2 separate regions of the Homo sapiens genome follow, and region 1 is linked to region 2. The links are chromatin loops, found by intact Hi-C in ENCODE. Cell type or tissue: spleen. All regions are shown on one strand. Each heading gives the region's core, and the rest is flanking DNA. Links, peaks and the distances in the headings are about the cores only.

Evidence for each region. Hi-C counts contacts between places; a loop is a spot of excess contacts. Peaks named below come from ENCODE experiments on the same cell type or tissue, not always from the same donor. Only the 100,000 strongest peaks of a DNase experiment are listed, where the experiment ranks them.
Region 1: it touches region 2 in a loop (3-fold over the local background); 19 of 110 quality-filtered maps call a loop at or near these places.

What each region holds. Positions count from the first base shown.
Region 1 is chr4:89,006,730-89,023,396 of GRCh38, forward strand. It overlaps FAM13A (family with sequence similarity 13 member A), which reads right to left. Exons shown (of 24, transcript NM_014883.4): 3 at 13,731-13,940. Among named protein-coding and RNA genes, the nearest start is that of FAM13A, 42 kb to the right of the region's middle. RefSeq lists an enhancer at 1,007-2,206. In spleen, for the core only: no CTCF peak of the experiment used is centred there; no DNase peak of the experiment used is centred there.
Region 2 is chr4:88,650,840-88,667,506 of GRCh38, forward strand. It overlaps HERC3 (HECT and RLD domain containing E3 ubiquitin protein ligase 3), which reads left to right. Exons shown (of 26, transcript NM_014606.3): 5 at 1,173-1,249; 6 at 2,030-2,251; 7 at 3,203-3,294; 8 at 4,335-4,465; 9 at 5,036-5,196; 10 at 7,576-7,652; 11 at 11,592-11,716; 12 at 13,314-13,373; 13 at 16,538-16,649. Among named protein-coding and RNA genes, the nearest start is that of NAP1L5, 39 kb to the right of the region's middle. RefSeq lists an enhancer at 13,136-14,335. In spleen, for the core only: a CTCF peak has its summit at 8,737; no DNase peak of the experiment used is centred there; H3K27ac peaks cover 485 bases.

The sequences.
Region 1 (16,667 bases), core at 6,923-9,422, 360 kb after region 2:
TGAAGGATGGTGAATGCGGATTTTTTATTAAGCAGTGGAAGGTGGCTCTCAGCGGAAGGAGAGCTAGACAGGGGATGGTGCAGGAGGAAGGTAATCTTTCCCTGAAGCTCTGCTGTCTCCAGCTGGGCTCCCTTCTGAAGTTAAGCCGCATCTATCCATAGTCTCAGACACTCAGTCGCTTCTTCTCCTCTCGACATTCAACCACTTGTCCCTCTGCCAGCTGAGGTCTGGGGTTCATATGGGCACAGGATAGGGGGGCAGGATAGACCAGAAAGTAACATTCAGGCACAAAAACAGGAATGCCTGTTCTAATTTAGGGTCATGGGTCCAGGCTTGAGGGTGGAGCCCTCACCAGGGACTCCGCTCTCCTGCCTCTTGTCCGTATCATTATCTCCATTTAACAGGGAAACTAAGTGTGGTGATTTAAAAATGCCTACAAAGTTTGACACATTTCCCTTAAAAAGATGGAGCCTAATTTTCCTACCCTTGAATACAGACCAGATTAATGACTTGCCCCTAACAAACAGGGCAGAGTGATTCTATCTGTCTTCTAGAGCTAAAAGGACAGCTTCCATCTCTCTTGAACTGCATGCTCTGGGAGAAGCCAGTTACCATGTTAAGATAACATTCAAGCAGCCATCTGAAGAAGCCCACAGAAAAAGGAATTAAGGCCTGTCACCAAGACCGAGCATTAAATTGTCATCCATGTGAGTAAGCCACCTTGGAAAAAGATCCTCGAGCCCCAGTCAAGCTTTCACATACCTGTAGCCCCTGCCAACCTCTTGACCACAACTTCCCGAGACCTTGAACCAGAACTGCCCAGGTAAACCACACTTGAATTCTCGACCCACAGAAACTGTGAGAGAAGATACATGTTTACTGATTCAAGCCACTAAATTTTGGAGTCATTGTTATACAGAAATACATTAACAGATACACTAGGGCACAAAAAGGGTAAGTAACTTGGCCATACTAATGCAGAGAGCAAATGGCAAACTGAGATTTGAAATCTATTGGAATGGAGCCAAAGCCTATGCTCTAAGGCACATGCTATAAGCACTTTCTTCAAAATGGAGATTATACTGCCAATATCACATTAGAGCTGGTGCTAAGATTAAAACAGATTATATAAGTAAAATATCTACTAGGTATTAAACTAAGCAATAAGTAGTCACCTAACGGCACCCATTACTGTCATCAGTCACTCGAACAAGTATATTCTCAAAAAGGATCAATATTAAACACAAAAAACACCTCAGTATCATTTTTTTCCACAGCATTTCATTTATTTTAAACTTTTTCCTTACTTCTAAATTCACTAGACATTAAGGATTTCCGAGATCTGTCGGAGATCAATGCTATAATAATTTATACCCCAGAGACTATCTAATTAACATCCCACTGCAGGCTTTTTTACTGTTTTTCACTCAAACATTTATCAAATTTAATAAATTTTAAAAAGCACAGTGTTATGGACTAAATTTTGTCCAAAATTCACAGATTGACGCCCTAGCCCCCAATGTGCCCACAGTGGAAGACAGCACCTTTAAGGAGGCAAGGAAGGTTAAATGAGGCCACAAGGGTTGGCTCCTGATCAAATAGGGCTGGTGTCCCTATAAGAAGAGAAAGAGGTATCAGGAGTACTCCAGCACAGACAAAAGGCTACGTGAGGACACAGCAAGAAAGTGACATCTGCAAGGAAAGAAAAGAGCCCTCACCAGAAACTACTTCCAGCACCTTGATCTTGGACTTCCAGCCACCAGAACTGTGAGAAAATAAGTTTCTGTTGTTTTAGCCACCCAGTCTGTATTATTCTGTTATGGTGGCCCTAGCTGATTAATACAAGCAGTATAAAATAAAAAGGCTAGGCTTTGGAGCCAGGCAGATCCCAACTCTGCACAATCTACCTGCTTGTTCTTTGGCAAGTAACTTGCCCTCACTGAGCTGAGCTTCACTTTCTTTATCTATGAAATATTTGTAGGAATAGCTGTAATGGAGATAAAAACACAAACACAAGTAAAGCACCTAGGCAAAATCTTGACCCAAAACAGGCACTTAAATTGTGATTAAAGAAATATATAAAATTAGCTTATTGTTATCTATTTATATCTACAATATTGTCCAAACATAATTGATGCTCAGAATTATAAACACTGATGAGTCTACAAAGATGACTATGAAATGCACATCTTTAGTCCTAATCCCTCTCATAAGCACTAACCTTCATTTTACTCATCCATTTAAAATGAACTCCTCGTCACGGCCCCCAAATAATCTTCCTTTGTTAACTTCCATTAGGTTTATTAAAGGATCAACTGTCAAGATGTCACATCAGGATCTTTCCCCTTTCTTTAAAAAAAACAAAACAAAACACGATCTCTGAGACAGATATTTAATAAAGTCTCCACCACGAAATCATCAGATCCTACTGTAAAATTAAATTAATTAAAACTAAAAGCTGTTGGAACTTTAAATTACTTGAACCTTAAGAGAAATGAGAATATGTGGCCTGAGTCACGTAGCATGCAGTTGCAACTTCTGCTTCTCTGATTACAGATTAACTTTCCTCTGTATTCTTGTACTGTAGATGATTAGGAAAGACCCAAAGGTACCAGAGATAAGACTCCCTTCAACGCCACTACCTCTCCTTACAGAATGTTAAAGCAGTCTTCCTTGGGCTGTAATAAGCTATAATCAATCAAATTGCTATAATGTATGTGCTATGAGCTATGCAAGGTTAGAGAAAACCAGATCCACACATGTCTGTGTCTTTCCACAATGCCAGGCTTTTATTAATGTTATTCCAATCACAAAAGCCATGAGCTACATGGAATTCCCAAGAAGGCAATTTTCCTTAGTACTTCCTGTTAATTTGGTAGTCAGAGTTGTGGGGACACAGGCTCAAACCACTTCACAACTCAGTCAATATTGCAAACCATATATAATAGTAAACTTCAGCAATATATAAATAACGTTAAACATTCCACAACAAAGTAACATTTAATATCAAGAGGAAGAAGAGACAGGAGAAAAGGGTTGACAAACCAGTCCAGGGAGAGTGAAGAAGACCAAAGGAGTCCTAGTCTGGGTTGAGCGGTCTGTTGGTCTTGCAAGGAAGAGTATTTTAGGTGGCAGAACCTTCTGCAACAGATGCCAAGCTCTTAATCATGAGTAACTACAAAACAGTGTCAGTTAAGACGGCCCTTTTGAGCTACTGAAGACCTAATCTTTTATAGTCAGAGTCCTCTGGTGAGAACTGGTAGGAACTGGTGCCTGTTTGTGTCCATATCTGGTTGGACACAGTCTTTATTTTTTATTTGTTTATTAAGCAAAGGATCTTATCCTTGTCGGCAATGTGTCCTGTGAAATATAAAATAAGAGTCTTTTTCTAGGATGGAGATAGTTATGTCAGGGGTCCTCTATACAGTATGTACTGACCTTGTATGGAAAAATTTGTAACCCTGCTAAACTACTCTGCCTCTGCCTATATAAGTAAAACTTTAACCTCTCTACTTTGAACCTCTGTCCCCATTCCTTTGGAGTCTGTGTTTCCCGAGTGGTTATCCCCAGGCTTTGTACCGAATAAACTCTAAACTTAATCATATTTTCTGAATTTCATCATTTAAGGTTGACACTACCAAGTGTAACAGACAGCACCTAAGCCTTTGGGCTAAGTCCCAAATTTGCCTGGAGGTAGGGAAAGAGCATTAGGCAGCCACAGAAAGTTCCTAGAAAGTTGAAGACTGTCTCTTCCTTTCAGGACAAAAGATCAGGTCTGAGGAGCTGAAGCACTTTAAAATGTAAAGGTGCTACCCTGTGTACAGATAGAAAAGAAAAGATTTGAATAACTGAAGACAAAGGAACAGTAGTTGCCTCTGGCCTTATCTAAACACTAAGTTTGCAGGGATCTTTCCCTGGTGCTACTACAACTCACCTCACAAATTTCTTTCTCATTATTAGTATGTATTCACAACCATCTGATAAACTGGCCCTCTGCCATCATGTGGTTCTGTGGACCCCATCAAAGGTACAGACACCAGGGTCAGGCCACCAGACTACCCCTTCCTAACACAGTTTCTCAGGTCATCTCAAAACCTCTGACTTTTCTTACCCTCATTATCTTTTCTTTTTTTTTCTGAGATGGAGTCTTGCTCTGTTGCCCAGGCTGGAGTGCAGTGGTGCGATCTCGGTTCACTGCAACCTCCACCTCCTGGCTCAAGCGATTTTCCTGCCTCAGCCTTCTGAGTAGCTGGGATTACAGGCACCTGCCACCACGCCTGGCTAATTTTTGTATTTTTAGTAGAGACAGGGTTTCCTCATGTTGGCCAGGCTGCCCTCAAACTCCTGACCTCAGGTGATCCTCCCATCTCGGCCTCCCAAAATGCTGGGATTGCAGGTGTAAGCCACCATGCCTGGCCATCCTCATTATCTTAATAATTACCAGCTACGATGTTCTCTTCATGTTTTCTGTCTGTCTCTGGTAACCTTCCTTTAAAATCCCATGATGAGTTTCTTTTTGGAATGATGACAAAGAAAGTATTGGCACTGGATAGTGGTGATGGTTGCACAACACTGAGATTATACTTGATGTCCCTGAATTGTACTTAAAAATGGTTAAAATGGTAAATGCTATGTTACGTATATATTTACAACAATTTAAAAAATTTTCATTGTCCACTATTTATCTGATACAGATGGTTATAGGACTATGACCTAGATTTCTGTTAGCCTTCTAGATGTTCTCTCTGCATGTAGCATCTTCCCATCTAACCATCTTACACAGCACTGCCTAACATACTGCTTCTATTATGTGAGATCTTTCTTAAACATTTTATTATTTATATATAAATATTAATTTAACACTAATATTCAAGACCCTATACCACCTAACCTCAACCTACTTTTTCAATGGTATCTTTTGCTAATCTCTTCTAGCTACAGATAGCTCTGTCAGATAACTCTGTCTTACCGTGTTTTTGCTCATGTCCTTAACTCACTTAAAAGATTTTCCTCTCCATACAAGTTAATGTTGTCTCCAATCTTATTTTTCCCACAAAGTGTTTTCTGACCACCATAATCCAGGCTGGTTTTCTTCCCTCCTTGTTAGTTACCACTGACTGGATGTTTTTATTGTTCATTTAAAGCACTATTGTAGAATATATACAACATATCTTCTACTTCCTCAATTAAATCACACACTCCTTAAAATCAAGATGTTTAATTTTTCATTTCTTTGTATTACTCAGTATCTATTTAGAAGTTACTAAAAAAAATACTGATGGATGATCTAATTCCAAGTCATCAAATAACAATAAAAATACTCAACTATGATCTAGAACTACTTACATTTATATTAGAGAAGAATTTTCCACAGGAAACAGTCAATTAAAAATATTTCTAGTTAATCCTAAATTAAATGAATCCTCTTCTGCAATCTTTTTATGGCTTACAATTCACACCTATTTCCAAAACACACATGAGATTACAAAAATAAAAAGTACATATACTACTGCCCTACCAACATAAGGATAAAAGATCAAAAGGCATGGAATACACCAAGCTGAGATAATCATACTATAAACCTTGATTAAGGAAGATGAGTTGCTGCAGTCAGAGAGAAGCCTAACATGGCAATAGGAAAGGATGATCACTGAAGGTCCCTTCGAGTGTGTCTCTTAAATATAAATTGTCTAAACCTCTGAGAGGTATTGTGAGGCCTCTGAAAGAAGTGAAAGGTTCTGGAAGAAATAAAATAGAGAAAGAAGTCTTTGATAAAAATCTGTCATGCAGGTATACTGATTTGCTAACTAAAACCCATAGAATCTCAGAGCTTCAGACATCAGACACATCCAAAGTGTATAATTTGTTATAGAAATGAATGAATTTAAACAGTTTTCTCCCATGGAGGGCCACTGTTCATCTACAAGATGTTAAGGGTCAGGGATGCTTACAGACATCCAGACTGTTCTCACTGGCAGTTTGGTTTAGCCTAAATGTCTGAAAAAATACTTAGGGCTCCAGAACTCCATCCTATAAAGCATGGAAGAGAGGACTTTGATCTGAAAAATTTTAAGCACATTCAACTATGAAATCACTTGCTGTTTACACAGGATATAATTCAAAGGCCTACAACAACATTAAAAAAAAAAGAAATGTAGCATTGACTTGTGACAGAATACCAAGAAAACAATTTAATCTGTTATTATGAGGATGGATTTATGAAAGCAGGGTAGTCACCCCTGAGGAAATTACATCAAAACAACTTTATCACATATTGATGTATAGTAGAAAGGGTGGGAGATGAGAATACTGTTTACTGGCAAGCGCAGCATCTGCTTTTAATGGGCATTAAAAGCAAAACCCATTCAACTATGTGTAAAGAGTTTTACCATCCCCGGCTTCAGGGTGCTCAGTTGCAACGTCCACCCTGTACTGTAAGGGTACCTCACACAGGATAAACCAACAAGAAACACAGTAATCCTTCCTATCTTTCATCTGAAATATGAAAGAAGGAAGTTTATTTTATAGAGACAATAAAATATATATATATATAACACAGTATATATATATAAAACACAGTATATACATATAACACAGTATATATACATATATATAAAATGTATAAAACACAGTAACCCTTTTTACCTATCTTCTATCTGAATTATGAAAAAATAAGTTTATTTTATAGAGGCTATATTGTCTGATGCCTAATGCATACATTATTCCCTCTATTTGGCAGCTTACATAACTAGTAGTTGCTCAATTACAGTCATGCACTGCACAATGATGTTTTGGTCACTGAGGGACTACATATATGACTATGGTCCTATAAGATTATAATGGAGCTGAAAAATTCCTATTGCCCAGTGATGTCATAGCCATCATAACGTCCTACTGCAACATATTACTTATGTGTTTGTGGTGATGCTGGTGTAAACAAACCTACTGGCTTCCAGTCCTATAAAAGTATAGCATACACAATTAGATTCGGTACATAATACTTGATAACAATAATAAATGACTATGTTACTGGTTTATGTAGTTACTATACAGCAAGTATAACGACATTTCATTCAAGGTCATTTTGTTCTAACGCTGATGAGAAAAAAATAATCAATTCCCAGCCAGAGCCACTGTCTATGTAGAGTTTGTGCCTTCTCCCCAGGTCTGCATGAGTTTTCTCTGGGTACAAAGATGGGCATGACCGGTTAATCGGCATGTCTAAATGTTCCCAGTCTGAGTGAGTGTGGGCATGGGGGTAAGTACACCCTGTGGTGCAATAGTGTCCTGCTCAGGGTTGACTCCCTCCTTGTGCCTGAGCTGCTGGGGTAGGTTCCAGCCACTCACGACCCTGAATTGGAAAAGGCAGGTTAGAAAATGAATGAATGAATAAATGAATGAATACAAATGATTGTAAAATAAAAATTCGTAGACGGTAATCCTACAGATGCATGACAATAAACGATGCAGTAGGAACGCACTCAGTAAGCCTACCGTATTTGCCATTGATTTTGAACTATGTGGTGGGAAGAGGTGCTGCTGACAACTTTTACTTCACAAATACCTATTCCTTGATTTAACCCATTACCACTATGACAGCCATCACTCACTATTTACCAAAAACTGGGGAAATAATTCTTATTTTTTAAAAAGTATTTCTTAAATGTAAGTGTACCTCACATTTATTTCAATGTTTAATAACAGAAGTGTTCTGGGTCTTCAATTAGAAGTTTGGTGATGTTTTTGTAACCAGAATCATGCCATCAGAACTTAACTATTGTGGGAAGTCAGGGATCCCGAATGGAGGGACCAGCTGAAGCCATGGCAGAAGAATATAAATTGTGAAGATTTCATGGACATTTATTAGTTCTCCAAATTAATACTTTTATAATTTCTTACACCTGTCTTTACTGCAATCTCTGAACATAAATTGTGAAGATTTCATGTACATTTATCACTTCCCCAGTCAATATTCTTGTGATTTCCTATGCCTGTCTTACTTTAATCTCTTAATCCTGTCATCTTCATAAGCTGAGGATGTATGTCGCCTCAGGACCCTGCGATGACTGCGTTAACCGCACAAATTGTTTAAACAATATGAAATCTGGGCACATTGAAAAAAGAACAGGATAACAGCAATGTTCAGGGAACAAGGGAGATAACCATTAAGTCTGGCTGCCTGAGAGCTGGGCAGAACAGAGCCATATTTGTCTTCTTTCGAAAGCAATAGGAGAAATATCGCTGAATTCTTTTTCTCAGCAAGGAACAGCCCTGAGAAAGAGAATGCGTTCCTAGGGGGTGGTCTCTAAAATGGCCGCTCTGGGAATATCTGTCTTTTACGGTTGAAGATAAGGGATGAAATAAGCCCTGGTCTCCTGTAGCGCTCCCAGGCCTATTAGGACGAGGAAATTTTGGTCAGACTGGTTGTCTGCTCTCAAACCCTGTCTCCTGATAAGATGTTACCAACGACAATGTGTGCCTGAAACTTCATTAGCAATTTTAATTTCGCCCCGGTCCTGTGATCTTACCCTGCCTCCATTTGCCTTGTAATATTTTATTACCTGGTGAAGCACGTGATCTCTGTGACCCACACCCTATTTGTACACTCCCTCCCCCTTTTGAAAATCACTAATAAAAATTTGCTGGTTTTGCGGCTTGCGGGGGCATCACGGAACCTGCTGACATGTGATGTCTCCCCCGGACACCCAGCTTTAAAATTTCTCTCTTTGTACTCTTTCCCTTTATTTCTCAGACTGGCTGACACTTAGGAAAAATAGAAAAGGACTCATGTTGAATTATCGGGGGCGGGTTACCCCGATACTTAACTTTTGTTTGTATTAATCTGCCTGTGATAAAATTTATTTCCTGATACATCATTTTACTTAAAGTTGCAGTTTCCAAGAAATTATCAACAACATTAAGTGAAAACTTACTATACTATACATTTTATTATTTTAGAGTGTACCCATTCTATTTATACATATATGTATAAAGTGCATTTTAGAGTGTACTCATTCTATTTATATGTATGAAGTTTATATATATATAAAGTTAACTGTAACACAGACTCAGATACACATATACATATATACGTGTATGTTAACTGCAACACAGACTCAGATATACATATACATATATATGTGTATGTTAACTATAACAGACTTAGATACACATATACATATACATACATATATACGTGTATGTTAATTATAACACAGACTCATACACATATACATACATACATATACACATGTGTATGTTAACTGTAACACAGACTCAGGCAGGTACTACGGGAAGTATTCCATAAGAAGGCATTGCTATTGTAGGAGATGGCAGTTCCACAAGTGTTACTGTTCCTGAAGACTTTCCATTGGAACAAGATATGGAGGTGGAAGGTAGTAATATTGATGATTCTGACTCTGTAGGCCTAGACTCACATCTGTGCTTATGCCTTAGTTTAAAAAAAAAAAAACACAATTTTACAAAGTAAAAAAAGAAAAAAGAAAATTTTAAAAATAGAAAAATATTAAAATTATATGATGAAAACAATTTGTAGAGCTATGCAAGGTATTTGTATTTTAAGCTAAGTGTTATTTTAAAAGAATCAAAATGTTTTTAAAAGTTAAAAAGTTATAAAGTAAAAAAGTTACAGTAAGCTAAGGTCTATTACTGAAGACAAAACAAATTTTTAAATAAATTTAGTTTAGCTTAAGTGTACAAGATTTATAAAGCCTACAGTGGTGCAGTAATCTCCTAGGCCTTCATATTCACTCACCACTCACTCACTGACTCACCCAGAGCAACTTCTAGTCCTGCAAGCTCCATTCATGGTAAATGCCCTATACAGGTGTACCATTTAAACAATCTTTTATACTATATTTTTACGTACCTTTTCTGTTTTCTTTTTTATTGTTATTTCTTTTGAGACAGGGTTTCACTCTGTCACTCAGGCTGGAGTGCAGTGGTATGATTATGGCTCACTGCAGCCTTGACTTTCTAGGCTCAAGTGATCCTCCCTCCTCAGCCTCCTGAGTAGCTGGGACTACAGGTGCATGCCTCCACGCCCTGCTAATTTCTTAATTTTCTGTAGAGATGCGGTTTTGCCATGTCACCCAGGCTGATCTCAAACTCCTGGGCTCCAGCAATCTGCCCACCTCAGCTCCCAAAAGTGCTGGGTTACAGGCATAAGCCACAGGCCAGGCCTACTGTACCTTTTCAATTTTTAGATATGTTGAGATACACAAGTGTTTTCTACTGCATTACAACTGCCTACAGTATTCAGTACAGTAACATGCTGTATAGGTTTGTTGCCTAAAAGCAACAGGCTATGCCATATAGCCTACGTGTGTAGTAGGCTATACAATCTAGGCTTGTGTAAGTATACTGTATGATGTTCACACAACAATGAAATCACCTAATAATGTATTTTTCAGAAAGTATTTATGTCATTGATGCTTAACTGTAATTTTTTTTTACTGAATGACTCAAATCTAACCAGAGATTTTAAGGGAATGGAAGAATAATACCAACATAGCAAAAATTTAACCTCTCTTCCCATTCAAAATTTGTTACCTGTGCATAACCTCACATAACCTAAAGGCTGACTATACAATGAGTCTTGCTTTTAGAATGATACTGCTTGCTTTTATGACACCTATCAACTTTCTGATGACTGAGGAATCACGTCATAAAGAATATGGCGACTCACAAAGACCTAAATGATTACAAAATAATTCTATAAATAGTAATAAAAATAATAAAACAGTACATACTCATATCAAATGAAAACTATTCTGGAAATGTGATAAAAGCCTTTGAAATTTATAGGATTTTTGAGTACTAAGAATACTTAATAATACAGAATACTATAGAATAATATTAAGAATACTAAAGATATCTGACTACCAAATATTTTGCATTAAGCATAAAATATTCGTCAACTCCTGTAGACATTATTTTACAATAATTTTCCAAACTTTATCTCAAAACTTCCCTTCCCTATGGATAAAATATTCCTTGTAAAAAGGATTTAATGTTTCCAAATAGGAGGAATTGTCACCTTTATGAAGGAATGGTTATCTTCATACATATCGTGAAAAAGTTCATAAAGTTTCCAATTAGCAAGCCTCGAACATGTCACTCACTGACATACAAAGCTTAAAAGCACCGTTGACAACCAGAACAAACTGTTCTGCAAATTTGCTTTCATATTTTATCACTATTTTCAATAAAATATAATATTTAATAATTCAATGATTTTATGCCTTTTCAAAAAATAAAATCATTTTTTTCAAAAATGAAGTAGCTAAGATTACAAAAAATAATAGGTTTGAAAATAGGTAAAACTTCTGGGATTTTTCCTGTTGCATCACTGTTAAGGACTGAATTGTGTTCCCTCCAAAATTCATATGTTGAAGCTCTAACCTCCATACCTCAGAATGTGATTGTATTTGGGGCCTTTAAAGAGGTAATTAAGGTTAAATTAGATTATAATGGGGTCCCTAATCCAATAGGACTAGTGTCCTTATAAGAAGAGGAAGGGACATCAGGAGAGTGCACACAGAGAAAAGGCCACGTGCGGACACAGTGAGAAGGCAGCCATCTGCACACCAAAGAGAGAGGCCTCAGGAGAAACCAACACTGCTGGCACCTTGATCTTGGACTTGCAGCCTCCAGGACTGTGAGAAATAAATTTCTCTCGTTTAGGCTTGTAACATCCAGTCTGTGGTATTTTGTTAGGGCAGATGTAGCAAATTAATACAATTTGGGGTTGAGGCCTCAAAGATAAAAATAAAGGTTGTGATGGGCCCACCCATTCTAAGCAAAAATGCTAGATGAGCTATATAGAACTTATTAAGGTGAGACCAAACCCAGGTCTGGCGGCCTTGGGCCATCAACAGGCCACAAAGATATTTAAGCAGGAAATTCAGTGTTAAAATTTGAAGTTAAAAATTAGAGAGTGAGGATTTCTTTGAAGGGAGAGAGTTGCTAGAGAAATATAATGCTTCCTCTAACTTTCCCAAGCCAAGTGAGGGTCATCAGATTATCACTTGGGTAGTTTGAAGAGTCTAAAACTCGTCAAAGAGTCTAACACAGACAGTCTGGCTATGGGTGCCCTGGGTGGCAGCACAAGAAGGCAGGGCTCTGCCTTGTGACTGACCTCCATTTCAAGAATGTGGCAAAGATGTGTTTCCTGAGGACTGCCCAGGTACTCTGAAGAAAGAAATAAGACATGAGTAATCTTCCAAAAGGATTGCCTGGAGGTCACCACGGGAGGCCAGGGGCTGCAGAGAAGTGAGAAGAGGCCAGGGCAGGAGGCATTGCTGATGTGAGGGCCTGGGGGAGCTACAGACAGGTCTCCTTCCCTAGGGGATGGCAAGTGGAGGTAGTTAGTGTCCTCTTCTGATACAACCACACAACTTTTAGCTAATATTTCAAAATGGTCTTTCATGGGGTAAAATATTTCTGGTACTTTCTTACTTGTCCTATCTGGCCTTCTCACTTATCCTGTTCTTTAGCATACTGCATGTGAATAGGTACACCACTGCTGTAAAGGAATGTGGCTTTAGGTAGCACCCTTAATCTGGCAACGAATACTTTTGGAAATATATTTTCTTCTTTCTTCTCTAATTTGGGAAAAATAATAAAATAAATGGTTTTAAGGGTAAACCATTTTTCTTACAGCACTTAGGAGGGAGAACTCAATAATGACTATGCCTATAATTATTACACTTAAAAAGCGAGTTCCTGGCCAGGTGCAGTGGTTCATGCCTGTAATCCCAGCTCTTGGGGAAGCCAAGATGGGTGAATCACCTGAGGTCAGGAGTTTGAGACCAGCCTGGCCAACATGGTGAAACCCCAACTCTACTAAAAATACAAAAGTTAGCCGGGCATGGTGGCGGGTGCCTGTAATCCCAGCTACTCAGGAGGCTGAGGTAGAAGAATTGCTTGAACCCAGGAGGCAGAAGTTGCAGTGAGCCAAGATTGTGCCACTGCACTCCAGCCTGGGTGACAAGAGTGAAACTACATCTCAAAAAAAAAAAAAAAAAAAAGCAAGTTCTTTCATATGAAATCACTTAATACTACAATCAAAAATCAATTTTTACCTCACGAAATGAACAAAATTATTTTAGGACTCAATCTTGCTTAGGAGAAAAAGCAAGTACACCAGTGAGCTTTCAGTCTCAAAGGTCATTAAGCAACCACAATTTAATGAATATTTCCTTTATTGTTCTCTAATGTTTTCTAAATTATTCTTGATCTCACTCCTTTTATGACAGTCATTAGTCAGAAAAACATGTCTTTGGCCCAAAAGCATCAGGGATTTTCAATATTACGTTACTGAAGTAGTCACATGTTAATGGTATCAGAAATTTCATTTAATAACGGTATTTCATAATCAGTCTAGTATGATTTTACATAGGGGATGAGGGCCTGGAGTAAAATAACAAGGTGGTGGTTATGGAAAGACCACAAATATTTAAAAACTTTTTAAATTTTAAATATTTAGTATGTTTACTAAAAATAAAACTGGTTTTTTTTTTTCTGCCCTTTTTTTTTTTTTTTTGTAGAGATGGGGGTCTTGCTTGGTTGCCCACGGTGGTCTTCAACTCCTGGCTTCAAGCAATCTTTCTACCTCAGCCTCCCAAAGTGTTGGGATTATAGGTGTGGGCCACCGTGCCCAGCCTAGTAAAGTTGTTTTAACTCCTAAAAGGATTTATTGTACTAACCCTGAAAGAGTTGAATGAATCGAGGCTGCAACGCTGAGGTGATCAGACTGTCAGGCAGCTCCCTCAGAAACAGCTTCAACAGACTGGCTGCTGAGCAGACATCACCGTCCTTCCCGAGCTCCACGGGCACTCCACTCTCGAACTTCAGTCGAAGTTGTTCCACCACCTTCACGTTACCATTCACCCTAAAAAGACCTTCTTGGGTAAGTCCTGGAAGAGCAAAGTAGGCACAGAAAATAAATAGGTTTCTCACAGACATGAAACGTAAAGAATGATAACAACACAAAGAAAGAAATCTCAGCATATGATTCTCTCAACACTGTAATTATCAATCATTGTGTAATTTTCACATTTTGTAAAACTTTCCTTAGAATAATAAATGTTCATATCCACTGCATGTCAGCTTAAAAGATCATATATGATTGGTATAAAACCCAGCTTCTAAAAATAAGGCTATGGCATATATAAACATAGAGCAAAACAGAGTACACAAAGAAATTTCATTTATATAATCTTCTAGAGCACATAACAAAAACTTACTCAGGGCTCTAACAGCAGCTTAACACTTCATGAACAACTACTTTTTAAATGACATGTATTTAAGAAACTTTTAAACTCTATGTAATTACCTGTGTAATAGTTTAAGAAATAAGGGGTAGTTTTTCAGTTATCACTAAATTCAAAATGTAAGACTCTAGGAAACTACAAAGTGGTATAAGACAAGATCCTTGCCTTCAGTCAGTTGATGGGGGATATCAGTGTCAGCTGAGGTTATCAGAGAAGGCCTCCTGGAGGAGGTAAACTTAACCTTTGGCTAAAGCAACACAGAGGGGCTGGAGCTGTTACGCTGTGAAACCAATGAAGCTTGAGCTTCAGGGCCCCTCATTTTCTTGGGCCCTTTACAAGCTCTGTCCCTAATCCTGTATTCTTAGTATCATATTCTTTTTCTTAAAGAAGTCTCAGAAGATTAGGCATCTGGACTCACAAAACCTTGATCTACCCCTGACAAAGATAAACAAAAATATGAATTGAGAAGTAGACATAGGAAAACATAAAGAAAGGTAGGCAGAGGACAATGTGGGGTGCCTAGGTCAAAGAATGATGGGATAATAAAATGGAGAAACAGGAAAGGGTCTGTGACAAGTTAAAGAGTGAAGGCCTTATCACTGGAGCAATAAGTGAGGAAAAAGACAAAATATAATCAGGGTTTTAGGAAGATTTAGCTAGCTAAGAAGTAGAGTATGGAGAGGACCTGCCTTATGGAAACTATCTTCTATTTTAAGGTAGTAAACTGAGATTATGGTGGAAAAGAAGTGAAAAACAAAGAATAAAGATGATTTGGTAACTTGGTTCAAAAGGGAGAGGGAAAGGGTTGAAAGGTAACCTTAAAGTTTTGAAAAGTAGGAATACAGGAAAAAAAAAACACTGTAAAAGATAAGATTAGGGGGTAGGGATAGGAGAGTAGCTGGTTTACGGCAGAAGATAATGATTTCCAGCTTAGTGTGCTACACACCATGTAAGTGAATGTGTCAGGCAGTAGAGGACTTTGAAAGTGTAAGAAACAATCTTTCTAAGAAAGAGCAGGCCAGGATTTAACGTGACATTCTTGAGAGTCTAATGGTGAATGTTAGCAATGACATAATGACATTGAAGCCTATCAGGATTTTTTAGAGGGGAGGTGATAATTTATATCAGCCTTTGCTTCTTTCCCTTAACTGGTAATTGTATTGCTCTTTTTAAAGCAAAAGAGGAAGCTAATTTTATTTTATTTTATAATCTAATAAAATACTTTTAAGTTCTTTAATTCAACAAACATGTAATAAGTGCCTGACATTATCTTAGGTAATAAAAAAAAATCAATCCTGAGAAAAAAAATTCAACACTATCATTACCCTCATGGACTTTGAAGTCTGGTGAGATGTTTGTGTTCTTCCACATATACATATTATTTGGCTGTGAAGAAAATCAATATCAAAAGTTGATATGAATTTTAGCTCCAATTCTGAAAAAAATTGTGACACTAGGGATGATATTAAAAGTATTTAACAATGACTAGGACCAGGGCACCACCTAAATGGAAGAGATACCAGTTGGTCTGTGTGGCAGACAGCTTCTAAAATAGTTCCCATGATCCCCACTTCTCGTACCACACCCATTATAATCCCCTCTACTTGAGTGTGGGCCGGACCTAGTGACTTGCTTCTAACAACAGAATACAGCAAATGTGATGTCATGTCATATTTTAAGATTAAGTTATAAAAGACTGACAATCCATCATGCTTCTCTCTCTTTCTCTCTCTCTCCCCCTCTCTCTGTCTGTCTGATGTACTTTATTAGCTACTGGCCACGGGCAAACAACTAAAGGTGGTCTCTGGCCAACGACCAGTGAATAACTGAAAACCCTCAGGTCAACAGCTCACAAGTAACAGAATCCTGCCAACAACCACATGAATGAGCTTGGGAGGGAATTTTTCCCCTGTTGAGTCCTGATATGACTGAAGCCTTGGCTGACACCATGATCACGGCCTTGTAACTCTAAGACAGAGGACACAACTAAGATGTATCTGGATTCCTGACCCACAGAAACTATGAGATAATGATAAATACTATTGTTTTAATCTATTATGTTTTGGGGTAATTTGTTATGCAGCAAATGGGTAACGAATACGATACGCCTTTCCCTTAAGTTCTGTGGAATATCAGGTTCTATTGGGAGATGCCAGCTTAATCATTTAAAGCTTTCAAGGTCTGTCTCCTCTACTATACAAAAGTTTATCTTTAGCTTCAGAAACTTATCCAACAATCAAGCAGCTAGCATCCAACACAAAGGCATTCCGTCCCTGGTCAAATATGAAATCCTGAAAATTTAGAGTTTTGTTTCCTGTTCCTATATTTACCCAGCTGCTTAACCTAATCTTGCCTTCTGTTTTTGGCCTA
Region 2 (16,667 bases), core at 7,717-10,216:
TACAAATTTAATAAATGGCCTCTCCTCCTCTGCCTAATTATCGTCCCCTTTAAAGAACAGCATATTCTTCTTCCTCTTCTTTTTTGCCCTTGTTAGATTTTTGTCTCTTTAATCAAAAGTTGTGTTAAATAAGAGGACCATGGAGGTAAGAGTGATTTGATTCAGTTCTTGATTTAGGACAGGTAATGTCTTAGATTCATTTCTTCCAAAAATTAATTTAATTTTGTGGGGAGAGGAAGAGTGGCAGTAAGAAAAAAGAAGTGCTAGATGTTATGTTGTGTGTAATACTAGGGAAAATGTTTATAACATTAATGGCAAAAATATTTCATTTGTTGATGACCAAAACACAATTAAGGTTTTTAACGGCATTTCATTTTTAAAAATGAAGTAATCTGTTCTACAGTAATAGCTTAATATTCATTATTCATGTTCAAATTATGGATGACTTCCAAGACTTTGATTTGTATATAGTTTTCTATTATAAGTTAATTGAAATAAATTCACTAATTTATACCTTTGTATTGTGGAAAGTAACATAGCTTTGATGTCAAACAAGCCTTGGATTCCAATACTGGCTCTTTTACTTGTAAGGTGAATGACCTTGGGCAGGTTAACTTTTCTAAGCCTCAGTTTCCTAACTTAAAAATTACTTACTATGTACCTTACAGGGTTATGGGGAGGATAGAAGGAGACAAGTAGGTAAAATACAGTATGTGCTTGCACTGTATGGACTCCCTCTTCCCCACCTCAAGGGTACAATTTCTCTATTATCTGTCTTTGTTCTTCTGACCTGCTTCTTTTCTACAACTGATTGTGACAAGAGTAATGGTGATGGGGAATTGTTGAAGCAATTCTCTGCCTCAGCCTCCCGAGTAGCTGGGATTACAGGCATGTGCCACAACGCCCGGCTGATTTTTTTTGTATTTTTAGTAGAGATGGGGTTTCATCATATTGGCCAGGCTGGTCTCGAACTCCTGACCTCAGGTGATAAGCCCACCTTGGCCTCCCAAAGTGCTGAGATTACAGGCGTGAACCACTGTGCCTGGCCTTAAAAAGACTTTTAGGCAAGATGGTGTTATTTATTACTGACATTTTATTTAATTGGGAATATTTCTGATAATTGTGTTTGTGTGTGAATATCTATCTGAAAAAGAAAGCCTTTTCTGTTTTAGGTTAATACAAAAGCTGAACCAGCAAACAATATTACAAGTTTCCTGTGGCAACTGGCATTGCTTGGCTCTTGCGGCTGGTAAAGTAACATTAAACATATGCTAATGCTATGTTAATTTTGAAAACATTTCTCTTTGTCTTTTTGTGTGATATTATCTAACTGAAAACTTTGAATTAACTGGTTAGGGTCTATGCATTGCTGTTGGACAGTGACAATTCTCATATGGGCTTTGCATAGCTCATCCTTTTCTCAGGGTGTGGGTGATGAAGTAGGTGGTCATCATTGCTGCTCCAACTTTCACAGGGGAAGATAAGCAGGGGGCAGGACCATACCTAGGTGTTCTGAGCATGGAGGAGATTGATTTTTCTTAGCGACAGCCAACTCTCAAGCTACATTCCACTATCAAGCTCCCAAATGAATGAAAAAGAAGGAGTTGGAGAAACCTAAATAAATCTGCACTTCTGTGTCCTGCTTGATTATCTGCAGAGCAGACCAAGTGGTCATTGCTGGACCTCCCGAAGTCTTGGGTCTCATAGTCTTAGTGTGGTCAGAACTAGTGTGATCTTGCTTAAGCCTGGTAATTGGCCTGTCCGAAATTGAATTTACTTATACATTTAATATTTTCTGTGTATAAATTTTAATAGCCTTTGAAGGGCAGTAAGACTCAGCTTACCTCTCTGTTATATCACTTGGGAGTTTTGGTTTTGGCAGTCTGATAGCATGAAGTATCTCTGTTCCTTTGCTCTTGGGTGGGTTTGGTGTTGGGGGGCAACTGGCAAATGACCCTAATAACTAGATTATTTTTGTGTGTGGAGCTTGTATCATTTTATGGTAATACCAGTTATCCTGTTATTTCAGATGGCCAGTTCTTCACCTGGGGAAAGAACAGCCATGGGCAGCTTGGCTTAGGGAAGGAGTTCCCCTCCCAAGCCAGCCCACAGAGGGTGAGGTCCCTGGAGGGGATCCCACTGGCTCAGGTGGCTGCCGGAGGGGCTCACAGCTTTGCCCTGTCTCTCTCAGGAGCTGTTTTTGGCTGGGGGATGAATAATGCCGGGCAGCTAGGGCTCAGTGATGAAAAAGGTAGGTAAACCCTTCATATGTATGTATTTAGTTTAAAAGCACATTCATTTAACACATGCTTCTTGAGGATCTACTATGTGCTAGCCCCATGTGAGATACTAAGGGAGAAGCAGTGAACACAATAGAGAACATCCTCGTCTTAGTGGAGACTGTATTCTAGTGAGTAGAGGTGCAACAAAACCAGTAAATACACAGGATTTGAGAGTGCAGCTTCCTGCTTTACATAAGGTGGTGGGGAAGGGCCCCTCTGATAAGAAAATGTTTGAGCAGAACCTGTAGGAAATCAGGTGGGAGATGGGACATGTAAATGTCTGGGTGAAAAATGTTCCTGTCAGAGAGAACTGGGTGTGCAAAGGTGCTCATGTGGGAAGAGATGTAGTTGGAGAGAAGGGGAAGAGTAGCACAGCTGCAGGTCAGAGAAGTCGTGTAGACCCAGTTATGCAGGGCCCTGAGGGGCAGGGTGAGGATATAACTGGTTTTCTCAGTGAGAGGGGAAGACCCTGAGGGTTTGGAGGAGAAGCGTGATCCACTTTGGCTTTGGCTGTAGTGGGTCAAGGGGGAAGCTGGAAGACCAGCTTGGAGGTTGTGGGAGTAAAGTCAGATTTTAAACATATTTTGAAGATGAGGCCAGTTGGTTTTGTTCACTGTTGGATGTGTGGTTTGAAATAAAGGAACAGCTGGAAGGGCAAAATGACTGTTTCTGAAATGGGGAAAACCGTGTGTAGTAAAGTGAGCTGGAGAGTGGGCAGGGTTGGAGAGTGTAGGGAAACCATGAGGTAGGTTTTAGGTAAATTAAAACTGAGAAGTCTGTTGGATATCCAAGTACAGATGCAGGCAGGAAACTGAACATGCGTCAGGAATCCAGGAATCCAAAATTCATGCCAAGATAGTTGTGTATATTTCATCTCAAAGGCAAATGGTAGTGATATTCTGATATTTAATTTATTCTAGATCGAGAATCTCCATGCCATGTAAAACTCTTACGCACGCAAAAAGTTGTCTATATTAGTTGTGGAGAAGAACACACAGCAGTTCTCACAAAGGTAAGGAGCTCAGAGTATTTTACTTTGGTGCTGGGGATATGATGGGTGATTAGAATTGCTTGATTATGTTAGTGTAGTGATGGTGTGTGATTACAGTATTGTGGCTTGAACTTGAATGCTCTCTTTTATGTGGGTTTGTTGTTTTCCAAAGGAATAGAAAAAGACTACTTTTTTGTATGTCTCTGTTATCCTCTTTGGTAATCTTGTAGATTTTTCATATATATATATATATATATATATATATATATATATATACACACACACACATAATGTAGATTATATATATATACACACATATAATGTAGATTATATAAAAATGTAGATTATATATATAAATATAATGTATATATTTATATATATATAAATTCCTTGGTTCTTTATGGAACAAAGACAGCACTTTGTTATTTTTATTTGTTATTTTATGTATATATAATATATATAAAATGATGTCCTATGTTCCTTTAAAACAAGTCATTTAAATATGTAAAAAAGAAACAGCAATTTAATTAATGTTTTAAAATAATCATGTTTCTTTTGCTTCTAAATACATTCTAGAGAGAATGAAAATGTATTTTTATATTGAACAAATATTATTCTACGTTCACTTTGATAAAATGCCTTAACATTTATTTAAATACAGCTGTTAAAAAAACAGCTTACTTACCAAGGAATTTGTAGAGCACCTAATTTCTTACATGTGAATGATCATGTAAAATCATCTCATTTAGCCTAGCTCCTAGTTTCTCCTTTTTTAAAATTTTGCTTCCTAACACATCATTGTACTTTCAAACGATTTTAAAAATTTACAGAAGGCACACATTCCTTTGAGCATTGCTATCTTTGTTCCATAAAGATGCAGTCTGAAATTCCCTTTTTATTATTTTTCTATTTAATGAACATCCTTACAAAGTGATTTTGGCCAAGTGTCAAGTGAATGTAGTGCTCTTGTGCACATTGTTGTGATAGGCATTTTGTATACAGGGTTTAGAGGTATACCCTTAAAGATACAGTGAAGTCCTATGGTGTTTGTTCCTTGTTAGAGTGGAGGTGTGTTTACCTTTGGCGCTGGTTCCTGTGGGCAACTTGGACACGACTCCATGAATGATGAGGTTAACCCTAGAAGAGTTCTAGAGCTGATGGGTAGTGAAGTAACTCAAATTGCTTGTGGCAGGTGAGTGTTCCTCAAAGCTTGCTTGTATTCACTAGGACCCAGAAATTGGTCTTATCTTTGTAGTGATGAAGAATGTGATTATACCTAGTCACCGTCATTTTAAGAGATCTTAACTGCATGCACGCCTATGGTGAAATGTGGAGAAAGACCTTGATAGAGTGTGGCAAGGAAGGGTTTTAGATAAGCAGAGCAACACGGAGACATTAGGCTTCTTTTGGGATAAAGAGTAGCAGGATGTGGGGAAGGGATAAAGAAAGGAAAAGTGAGAGAGTCCCAAAGAACTTCTTGGAAATTTTTGCCTGAGTCTACCCTGCTTCTCTCTGTTCATCTTAGAGGCCACATGCAGTAGATCATTCAGCTCTTTCCTGACTTGCCACCCTCCTCATGATCTAGAGTGTTAGAGGATAGTATTATGGAGAGCAGCCGCTGCAAGAAGAGTCACGTGTTAACATGGGAAAGGCTCTATAGGAGCACCCTGTGCTGTGCACATGTGGAAGTTAAAAGTCAGAGTCAGAGTGTACATCCACATTAGTAGAAACTATGCTGATGAGTTAAATTATTTTTTCACAGACAACATACCCTAGCCTTCGTGCCTTCTTCTGGACTCATCTATGCATTTGGTTGTGGAGCAAGAGGTCAATTAGGAACTGGGCACACTTGTAATGTTAAGTGCCCATCTCCTGTCAAGGGTTACTGGGCTGCCCACAGTGGCCAGCTTTCAGCCCGAGCTGGTAAGAATGATTGTCTCTGGAATTTAAAGGTATTTTAAGTGATGAAAACAGTTGTTTACAGAATATGTATCTATTACTTACTTTGAGGTCTTTTGGAGGGAATGAAGATAAGGTATTTTTTAACATCAATTAATAATTTCTGTACTTACTATGCATGAAGCTGTAGAGTTGAGATCCTAGAGAATAAATAAAGCAGGAAATACTGTTGTGTTAGGCCGTTCTTGCATTGCTGTAAAGAGCACCTGAAACAGGGTGATTTATGAAGAAAAGAGTTTTAATTGGCTCACAGTTCTGCAGGCTCTACAGGGAGCATGATGCAGCCATCTGCTTGGCTTCTGGGGAGGCCTCAGGAATCTTACAGTCATGGCAGAAGGCAAAGAAGGAGCAGACACTTCACATGGCAGAAGCAGGAGCAAGAGGAAGAGTGGAGAGGAGGTGCCATACTTTTTACACCACCAGATCTCATGTGAACTCAGAGCAAGAGCTCACTTATCACCAAGGGGATGGCCCAAGCCATTCATGAGGGATCCGCCCTCATGATCTAAACACATACCACCATGCCTCACCTCCAACATTGGGATTACTGCAATTCAACATGAGTTTTGACCAGAACATACATTCAAACTATACCAGTTATTTTGTTTCCACAGACCTTGGTGGTGGTGTATACATTTTATTGTTGTTGCTAATAATGACAGTTCGCATGTATTGAATGCTTAATGACGTTTCATTACTATGCAAAGCACTCAAAATAATCTAAGAACTAGTTAGTGGTTATTATCCCCATGTTAGAGATAAGGGAACAAAGTCTTAAGGAGGTCAAGTAATTTGCCCAAGATCACATAGATTCTGGAGGCAGGATTTAAACCCAGGTCATTCTAAATCATGTGTACTATGTTACCTCTACTTTGCTGTTGGCATTTTGGTATATAACATGATGTGATTTCTTTTTAAGCCATTTTTTTTCTTCCCTTAAAAAATAGTTAAATAGCAGTCTTGGTTTCATTGGAAATCAAAGTCAGGCAGTCATTAATATTGAATGACTGCTTCACCTTGAAATAATAAATCTGAGGCTGAAATGGAGCTAGAGAATCATTAAAAGGAAGTGTAACTTATTAATTTTGATTTTGAAGTCGATAAAGTGACACACTTATGGCTTGATCAGGAATTTGTTTGAAACAGTAACCATCATAAGTTTTAGTACTGGATTATAAGAAACTCAAGGACACAGACAAACTCTTTTCCTTTTTGTAAACCTAGCATATAGCACAGGACCTGGCATGAACTTGTCACTCAGTAGACATTTTTGGAATGGATATATGAGCATCTGAAATGTAGTGCAACTTAAAATATAAATAAACAAGATTTTGTCTGGGTGATGTTCCCAGAAGCAAAAGAATGGCTTTGTGTCCTCTTCTCTGTAATTTGTAAATTCTTTTCTCCAAGACATTGTACTCATACGTGGAATACATTTATTTAGAAAGTTTACCAACTCAGGTGTTTTTTGGTTATTTCAAAACCACAAATTTTTGAAGTTGAATTATAACCTGACTTCCATGGTCCTAAATTTGTGCTTGGATGTTTGCCAAAATGATTTTATAACATAAGCAGGTAAATGTCAGTTATGTAAATGACATGGTTTTAGGAACCCTCTTGGTAATGTGGGAGCACAGAGGAAGGCATGGAGGAGTATTGTGGTTAGAGGAAGTTTGAGCTGTGCCTCGAAGGATGATTTGGAGTTAGCCAGGTGTAGAGGACTGTGAGGGAGTTGGTGTGAGCACCACCAAGGTGCAGTTCCAGAAGCACATTCAGGTTGTGCTCTCGGTGGGCACATTCATGGAGAATCCCATGTGCCAGGGGCAGCAGAGGGGGGAGGCACCGAGATGTGAAATAGTGTGGTGTATTAGAAATAAAGGCAACGTGGTAGTAGGAGAATGTCACCGTGGACACAGTGTGATGGGAGGTAAAGCAGGGAGCAGGAAACGGAGGTCCTTCCGTGGCAAGATTCGTCCTGACGGGGCCTGGGCCCACCACACTCACATGCTGAATTGTTACCATAAAGAATAGTGCCCATTTCAGATTTCAGGTCAGTGGCATGACAGAGTTAGAATGAAAAAGAGAAACTAGGTCAGGATTCACTGGCAGTTGGGGAGGGGCAGAAGAAGAGTTAGAGTGGAGGATACCATTTTATATATTTATTTTTAATTGAAGTAGAAACAGTCCTAGGCAGTGAGCCAGGGGAGAAGATTTCTTACTTCTGTGACACAATTAAAATGGATAGGTACCCACTCTGAAGTGTATTCTGCGACAGTAGAAAAGGGGATCAAGGAGAAACTTCAATTAATGAAAAATATGCTTTCGGAATTTTTTTTTTGACAGATCGCTTTAAATATCATATCGTTAAGCAGATCTTCTCTGGAGGAGACCAGACTTTTGTACTTTGCTCCAAATACGAGGTAAAATTTTTCTTGTGACTCTTATTTCCAGGAAGGAATAATAGTGAACCAACATTTCTTTTAACAAGTAATTACAACATAAAGAGCAATGTTACTCTTTGTTTCTACCAATCCTATGTTATTTTTAAAATAAGCAAACTAAATCTGGAAGAAGTTGTCTCCATTTGGCTCCCTTGAAGTGCCAACAATTCTCCTGGAATTATGGAGTTCTAATTTATAATTTGAAATTATTTATTTATATTTGTACTTGTTCCAGAAACTCTGTAAAGGATGCCTAGGGAGTTGGTGCTTACTTTGGCATTATTTGATTTTCCATTTCTTTTCTTCCCTGTTAAGTGGCAACAAATGCTAGGTGTTTGAGAACTTGGTGGGTTTCTTTGTTTGATGTGATTGAGTATATATATGTATGTAAGAGGTACCACAATTTTCAGATGTATTTTATTATTTGTAATCTGCTTATGACATGACACCAAAATTTCCCTTCCATTGTCTCCTGCATCACTATAGTGGATAAAGACACTGTGACATTGTCTTTCTGCCTGAAGGTAGAGTGTGGATCCAGGTTTCTGTGACAGGGCTCGAATTCCTTCCACTCTTCCTTGCTGGGGGAATTCAGTCTGGAAAAACTCCACAGATTTGTTGTCAGTGCTGGACTCCTTCCCCTGTGCTTTCTCTCCTCTCTTCTCTTCTTCCCCACCCTTCCTGCTTTTATTCAGCAAACATTTCAACAGGACCAGCTCCGAGTGGTGCATGGATCCTTATACTCTCTTGGAGGAGCAAGGGAATGGGCTGTTAGTGAAGAAAAAGGAGTCAGAATTGACTGGGAAGATAATGAGCAACTGTGGAAACCAGGGGCTCTTTCTGTCTTGGAAACTTTCTCTATTAGTTTGATACTTAGCTATCTTTAAGTACACAAAGTATTTGCCTTCTAGTCATTCTGATTCTGTGATTAGGTTGGAAAATCCTGGTGGAGCCCGAGGCTGTAGGCTGGACAGCTAAAGCTGATGATTAGCTATTTTCCAGGTCAGGTGCCTGAAGAAGGTGGCTTAGTGCTACCATCTGGCGTGATTTGGAACTGCTGCCCTAGACTTATTTTAGACCCAGCCTCAGAGTGTGTATTACAGAGAAATCCTGAGGAAGCTGAGGTTTTTCTTTGTTTCTTCAAGATGTCAATAAAACAAAATACAAAAGGCACTGACTCTGTGGAGGATAATCAGTTTTTGTCCATAAGTAATAGAGTTTTAAGTATTTATTTCCCCTAGAAACTAGTATTGAATAGTGTTATTCAATAGTATCCAACTTTAATTTTCCTGTGAAATTTAACATGAAATTTAGTTTTCTCTTGTAAATATAGTATCTGATATATGTAACTGATTTTTATTATTGTAATCAACACCTTGGGCCTGGAAAACAACACACTGATGAGAAGGAAGTGAAGTAGCATACTATTAGAGAGGCAGGGCAGGTTAAAGTTTAAACAACTGGAAAGAGGGATAGGTATGCATGAAAAGTGTAAGATCACAAAGAAAAAGGAAAGTAAACATTACTTAAGAAGATGTTGCTCTTTCTTTTGAAACTGAAACCTATGCACATTTACTTAAACTATTAACCAGAGATGATTATTTAGATACAGAGGCTGATCAAATCATATGCTTACCCTGTTACCATATCACTTAAAGAACCAAGAAAAAGCACCTGTATAGTTACAGCCTCTATTTTTTTTTTTTTGAGATGGAGTCTTGCTTTGTCGCCCAGGCTGGGGTACAATGGCGTGATCCCGGCTCACTGCAACCTCCACCTCCTGGTTTCAAGCGATTCTCCTGCCTCAGCCTTCTGAGTAGCTGGGATTACAGGCGTCCGCTACCATGCCTGGGTAATTTTTTTTGTATTTTTAGTAGAGACCAGTTTCACCATGTTGGCCAGGCTGGTTTTGAACTCCTGACCTCAAGTGATCTACCCTCCTCGGCCTCCCAAAGTGCTAGGATTACAGGCGTGATCCACCACGCCCGGCCATAGCCTCTATTTTTATAAAAGGCTGACTCATTCATTACTGCCAGGCCTTAGGTGAAAGAAGGGAGGGAAGGAGTTATATTCAGATACCCCTTTGCTACACTGATTCTAGGTCTTGGGAATTTAGTGAATGTAAACCATAGCATCTCCTTTTCCTGTCGTTTTGTTCCCTGGATAGAATTGAAGAGGGAATGTGGTTGGGATTGTTAGAATTGTGTGTGCATGTGTGTGTGTTTGTGTGTGTGTCTATCTCATAATCTTCTTTTTCCTGGAACAGTGATTCTTAACCTTGGCTGCCTACTGGAATCACCTGGGAGCTCTACAAAATACTGATGACTCTAGAGATTCTGATTTAATTGGTCTGGAGTATGACTTGGTCATCAGGATTATTGAACGCTCCCATGGTGATTCAAAGTCCAGCCAAAGTTGAGAAACACTGACCTAAGAGCAATTTTTCCTTTTTTGCCTGTATGTATTAAAGACAGGAAGAATGATGTTTTTTCTTGGTTCTTTAAGTGATTCTGAACTTGTACTTCACCCAAGGCATCTCTGGTTTATTGGACATATGATGAGGAATGATAAAATAGTTCCAAGTCTTTATTTTATTGTAGGTTTGTGTTAGAGTTGATGTTCAGCTGCCCCTTTGAATGGGGGAAATAAATAAAATTTACGTAACAACAGTGGTTTTACAAGGAGGTGGAAAGACAATCTCTGTGTGTACTCCAGCATCTGCTTTGGATTATGAGTTTCCTGTATGTTGTACTTCAAGATGATTTTTGTTCTCTCAATAGATATCTGTGGCCATTTTAGTAGAATAGTTATCAATAACCAGATGATCACAAACTTTGTCAGGCATCTCTGTTTTATTACATGCTCTACTCCTTCCTACCATAATGATACGTTAACTTGAAGCTATGGGAAAGTAACCAAGAAAATTTACTTTGAAAGTTATGTTTTTATGTGTAGGTACAAAGGAGAAAAAAAATCTCATGAGCTGATGAATGAGTGCTTTAATATTACCTTTTTCCTCTTCACTGGAGACGAGAATAGGAGTATAAAGCACCATCAACCTTTCCTTAGTTCTCGATCAAGAACAAGGCTTGGGGAAAATAAGTTGAAAACAAGCAATTTTAGAAAAGGAAAGTGCTTATTATGTTTTTTTTCTTTAATCTCACTGAATAAAAGATGTACAGTGTTGGGCAACATTTGGAATTTTCAAGGACATACATTATTAACATCTTTTTCTGCCATTTTTCTTATAATAGCTATATACTTGAAGCAAGAAATTAAGAGTCATTGTTTTTATAGGTTATTTGTCATATAGATTATAACTGAACTCTGGCTCTTTTGTAATACATTTTGTTGAAGTTTGGTGGACATTTATGGCAGATGACTAATACCTTAAAAACCTGCTGTTACAGTGATTCAAAGCAAAGGGGAAAGAAGTCTGGGAAAGTTGTACTGAGTTGGTTTCTCTGGGAAACAGACCCGAGACTCAAAGGTTTTTGGGAGAGTGCTTTCTAGAAGAACATCTACTGAGGGATGAAGGAGGCAGGATTGCGCAGAGGGAGGGGTTGAAATGCAATTCAGTTATAACAGAGGCCTCAGCCAGTCCCATGAGGAGCACTGAAGTTGTGATGGTCCTTCAGCCAGTCCTGAGTTGAGGCAAGCGGGCTGGACCTTTACACCATGCCTCTACCTGCCATTGGATGTGATAGTGAAGCAACAGTCAATGCCAAGTCCTGGACAGCAACCCAGCTGGGATCTGTCAGGAGCCTCCATTCTGAAGGGTGGAGGGGATCTGGGCGGCACACTGCAGCATTTAGATCATAAGTGAAACGTAAAATGGAGAATATGTGGGAGAAAGGAGAGGAGACAAGATCCATGCTACATAATTTCTTCTTTTTACTGTTACATTTAATTCTCCAGAATTATTCTCCTGCTGTTGACTTCAGGACTATGAACCAAGCACATTATACCAGTTTAATAAATGATGAAACCATAGCAGTTTGGAGACAAAAACTCTCAGAACACAACAATGCAAATACAATCAAGTATGTGGCTGCTTGTCTTCATTTTTTTTTCCACAAAGTATGTTACAACTTTTTAGCTTAGTGTGATTTTCCGTACTTGCATATTGATACTGTGAATGTAAATGGGGTTTTACATTATAGGGAATCGTGGGTTATTTTTGGTTACTATTTCAGGGTTGATCTCCTTAGCCCCAAATAGCATAATGGATGGATCCCCAATTCTCACACACAGTATATGCCTCAACCTGCCTTGTTTATTGTATGATCTTAAAAATCCTGACTGATGAAGGCCTGAGTTGGTGATTCTGCTAAGAGAGCTTAGCGTTATGGTTAACTCCCATGGGTTTTAGTGTATGCATGTTCCAAAACATCCCAAATCTGAGACAGCTGTTATCTTACCTAATCTTAATAATTTCTAGCATTTTCCTATTCATAATGATTGAGATGGTAATTCAGAGTCATGTAGAAAAAAAAAAAAACAACAGTAAGTAGGATTGAGAGCTTTTATCAAATTTAAAGGACAATTTTCCTTTGCACATTTTTACACATTTTCATTGGCTTTCCTCAGCCTCTCCACTTTTTTCTGCAAAGTCTGATTCTTGGGAAGAATAAATCAAGCTCTGTGCACTAAGTTGTGGTTATTCCCAGAAACGTACATAATGGTTCCTGCATTATGACATAGATTGTAGTGGGCCAAATGACCAGGACGCTACACTTTGAGGCACTTGAGCTAGTAACGTTGTGAGTGAGAGAGCATTAGAAACGCCCTAGAGCAGCTCTGTGGCAGTCTTCAGAATCCCTCTAACCTTAGGATGGCTCTGCCAAGGAGCTCAGGCTGAAGGGTCGCAGGGGAGAGGAGATGAGGGCTTGCTGGGGTCCAGCAAGGGAAATGGTGACACTTTACCATTAGTTCTCTGTTTTCTTATTTATAAAATGAATGGATGGAAGACATGATCTTTAAAGATCTTTCCTGATCTAAATTCTGTGATTAACAGAAACTACTGTAATCCCCTCCCCAGCTGTATATTTGTGTTATTCTTTCCCTTTTCCTTACACTGAATGGAAAGGCCCAGGGTTCCTGATGTCCAGTTTCATTTTGGGCCCTCAGAATTAGCTGTTTCCTCAGAGCCTGTATAATAGAAGGTAATGGGAATAAGCACTTGTTTCACTATTTTTTAATTTATGTCTCAGATATGCAGCAAAATAGAAGTAATTTTTCAGTTATTAATTTGCCAAGATAATTTCTGTGTTCGGGAAGTAACAGCTTGGCTTCTCTTTTTTGGTTTTATTCTGTGTTTCTCTTTGGAGTTTAGATAGGGCACTTCTTAGATGGTTGGTGGTAGAAAAATATTCAAGAACATTATTGGGACAAGAGGTTTTCTTTCAGGAGCTTTGATATTCTTTTTTTTCCCCTAACATGGGAAACTTAAGTTCTTCTTCATTTTGAGATGTGACATCCTGTTTTTCTAAAGCAAATGTACATTTTCCAAAGCTTCAGCTGACAAAGAGCTGCTATTAATGAAATCCTTGAGTAGATGGTTACTTTATTATTGATGCTTAAATAACCATTTATTTGTAATTATTAAAGGCTTCCCCCTCCCTTCTTTTCTTTGAGCAGTGGTGTTGTTCAGATATTATCTTCTGCAGCCTGTTGGAATGGAAGTTTTCTTGAAAAAAAGTAAGTGACTTAGAGCCTTAAAAAACCCTCACGTGTACCTGTAGTCTCAAGCTATTTGGAAGGCTGACACAGGAGGATTGCTTGAGTTTAGGAGTTTGGGGCTTTAGGATGCTGTGATCATGCCTGTGAATAGCCACTGAATTCCAGCCTGGACAACATAGTGAGGCCCCATCTTTTTAAAAAAAGTTTCTTAAAACCCCACATGTGATGCAAATACTTACTCAGCAAAGGCTGTGAAAGACTTTTCTTCTCTTTGATGGTGGTTGGCCTTAATTTAATGAGTAAGCTGATGCTTTGCGCAAAAATTGGAAAGCCTAATAATGGTAATGAGAGGATTTCAGGAAGAGCAATGCTGATTCATACCTGGATGGCAGAAAAGCAGATTACCGAGAGAGACTGTATCTCAGAAATAATTGGTAGAATCATCAGTAAGATTTTCAGAGTATTCTAAGATGTGTCATAATTCTAAATTCTTAATTCCTCAGATAATTTTCTTGATTTCTTTGGTTTGCTTTCCCACAGTTTTAAAATTTTTATTATTTTTTATTTTTTTCTCTCAAAAGGAGTGAATTTCAGGGAGTAATTCTAAGGAGGCTTCAGGGGCTCCTTGGATTTAGGTCCAGCCCAGCTCACCAGAGAATTATATTTGAGGTTGAACTCCCCAGTAGTAAATAGAATGTTTATTTGCTTAGCCTTATCCCTTCTGCAAATATCTCCCTCAGGAACCTGATGCAGCAAAAGAGTCTTGTCATGGGTTTGGATCTTTGGTAATCCCAAGTCCTAATTATTTCTCAGTCCTTTCTGCCAGTGACCAGGCTATATGAGATCTCAAGATGAATTAGACTTCATTTCTGTGTGTGAATCCCACCCCTACCCCTCGAGCCCTGTGTTACTCAAGGTTCTTCAGAGAAATGGAACAAATAGGAGAGAGATAAATAGATAGATGGATGTATCTAGAGAGAGGGAGAGGAAGAGAGGGGATTTACTACGGGAATTGGTTCACCTGATTATGGAGGTTGAGAGATCCTGCCATAGGCATCTGTAATCTGGAGAACCAGGCGAGCCAGCATCATAGCTTAGTATAAGTCCAAAGGCCTGAGAACCAGGGAAGCTGATGGTGTAACTCTCAGTCTGAGGCTGAAGGCCTGAGAAATGGGTGGGGGCTGCTGGTGTAAGTATTGGAGTGCAAAGACCACAGAACCTGGAGTTCTGATGTACAAGGGCAGGAGAAGAAGGATGTCCTAGTTCCAGAAGAGAGAAATAATTTGTCTTTGCTCTGCCTTTTTGTTCTGGGCTTTCAGCTGACTGGGCGGTGCCTACCCACACTGAATGAGGATGGATTTTCTTTACTTAGTCACTAATTCAAATGCCAATCTCTTACAGAAAACTGACCCAGACATACCCAGAAATAATACTTTACCAGCTATCTGGGTATTCCTTAATCTAGTCATGTTGACTCCTAAATTCAACCATCACCACCCCCTCCCCACAAATGAGTCCCTAACTGGGTTGCAGGAGGTCACTTCAGAAACTCTCTTTGGTTACATTTAGAGATTATAAAGTCATTTACTTTTATAATTAAGGCAGCTGGGATGAGCTCACACAATTCATTTCATATTTAGTAATTAGTTTTTTCCTCTAGGGAAAGATATTCTGGATTATGCTGATGTTGGCCTTCCAGAACAGGGGTTCTCAACCAGGGTGATTTTGCTCCCCAAAGGACATTTGGCAATTTCTGGTAACATTTTTGGTTGGTACAATGGGGAGGGACTTGCTATTGGCATCCAGTGGGTAGAACCCAGCGATGCTGCTAAACATCCTTCATTCCCACCTGCCCAGCAAAGAATCCTCTGGTCCCAAAAGTCAATAGTACCAAGGTTGAGAAACCCCGTTCTAGATGGATAGCTTTCATGACATTTGGGAAGGGCTCTTGGCCAGACTTGTTAGGTTGTTCATCCTTAGTATCACAGATTTCGTATAGAGTTGTGGGGAAAGCCTTTTATTTTTTTTCAAACTGACATCTGTGTATTTCAGAAAGTCTACTCCTGTAGCGTACATAGGATGCATCTCAGGAAACCAATCAAAATGAAGACCAGATTTACAAAGCAATAAATACGTATAGATAAAACATTTTGTTTTTGTTTTCTCAACAGCATAGCAAAAAGCATATGGAAAATTACATATGGGAAACCAGAATTCATTTCTATATTTTGGGCAGATTTATTTTAAAAACAATAACAACAACAACGAAAGACCCAAAAAACAAAGTACAAGCAATTTATCTTCATTTGAGCATAGGGTTCCGATACATATAATTATGATTTTTAAAAAATGTTAGAAACTCTTATGTTTTCAAAAATTATAACATTGCTGTCAGAGTGTATTAAAATCATCTGAATGTGTCCATTACTCAAAAACAGAAGCCTGCTTTGCAAATAGATAGCTCTTTTGTAAATTAACAAATGTGGTATGTTCAAGAGCAGGATATATGAGATATTCTCTAAGTCTCAAAAATGCTAAGATTTTATTTAAGGTTAAAAAAATGATTTAGTTGCTAGAAAGTTAAAAATAGTGGCAATGAAATTAGTCCTTGGGTGAATGTAATTGTATCCTTTGTGTTAACGATGAGAGACATTAACTTTGCATTTACTATAGATCATTTTTATTTTAAATACTTTGGTAAGAAAGGCTTTCAACAAGGAAGTTCTACTGTCATTTGTTGATGAGTGGACCAGTTTGCACAGGGGACGTTATTTGTACCAAGCCACAGCATCTACATCTAGTTCAATGAGCCACAAAAACAGAAAAAAACCAAAAAACACAAGATGAAATCAGGGAAATAATTATTTGTTTATAAACTTCAAGATAGCCTTAACTTGATATGACAGTCCTTGTACTTTGACTTGAAGGAAAACAGATTTAAAAATTTGAAAATTCTTGTAAAAGGAATTCCAGTGTGGTTTATTCTTTGTGAAAGAATAATATTCTGTATTTTGGGTTTATTATTTTGAGATTTATGCAAAGTGTAGTATTTTTGTGGATCTTATCTGCCAGATCAAATTTAAATCTGATTACTAAGAACACAGTATTTTACTTGTTTATAATTCCTATCAGAGTGTTTGCTTTTTCTTTTATTATATACCTTTTTGATTTTGTTTGTTTAGAATTGATGAACATTTTAAAACGAGTCCCAAAATCCCTGGGATTGACCTGAACTCAACTAGGGTGTTATTTGAGAAGTTAATGAACTCTCAGCACTCCATGATTCTAGAACAGGTATGTTTCTATATTTGT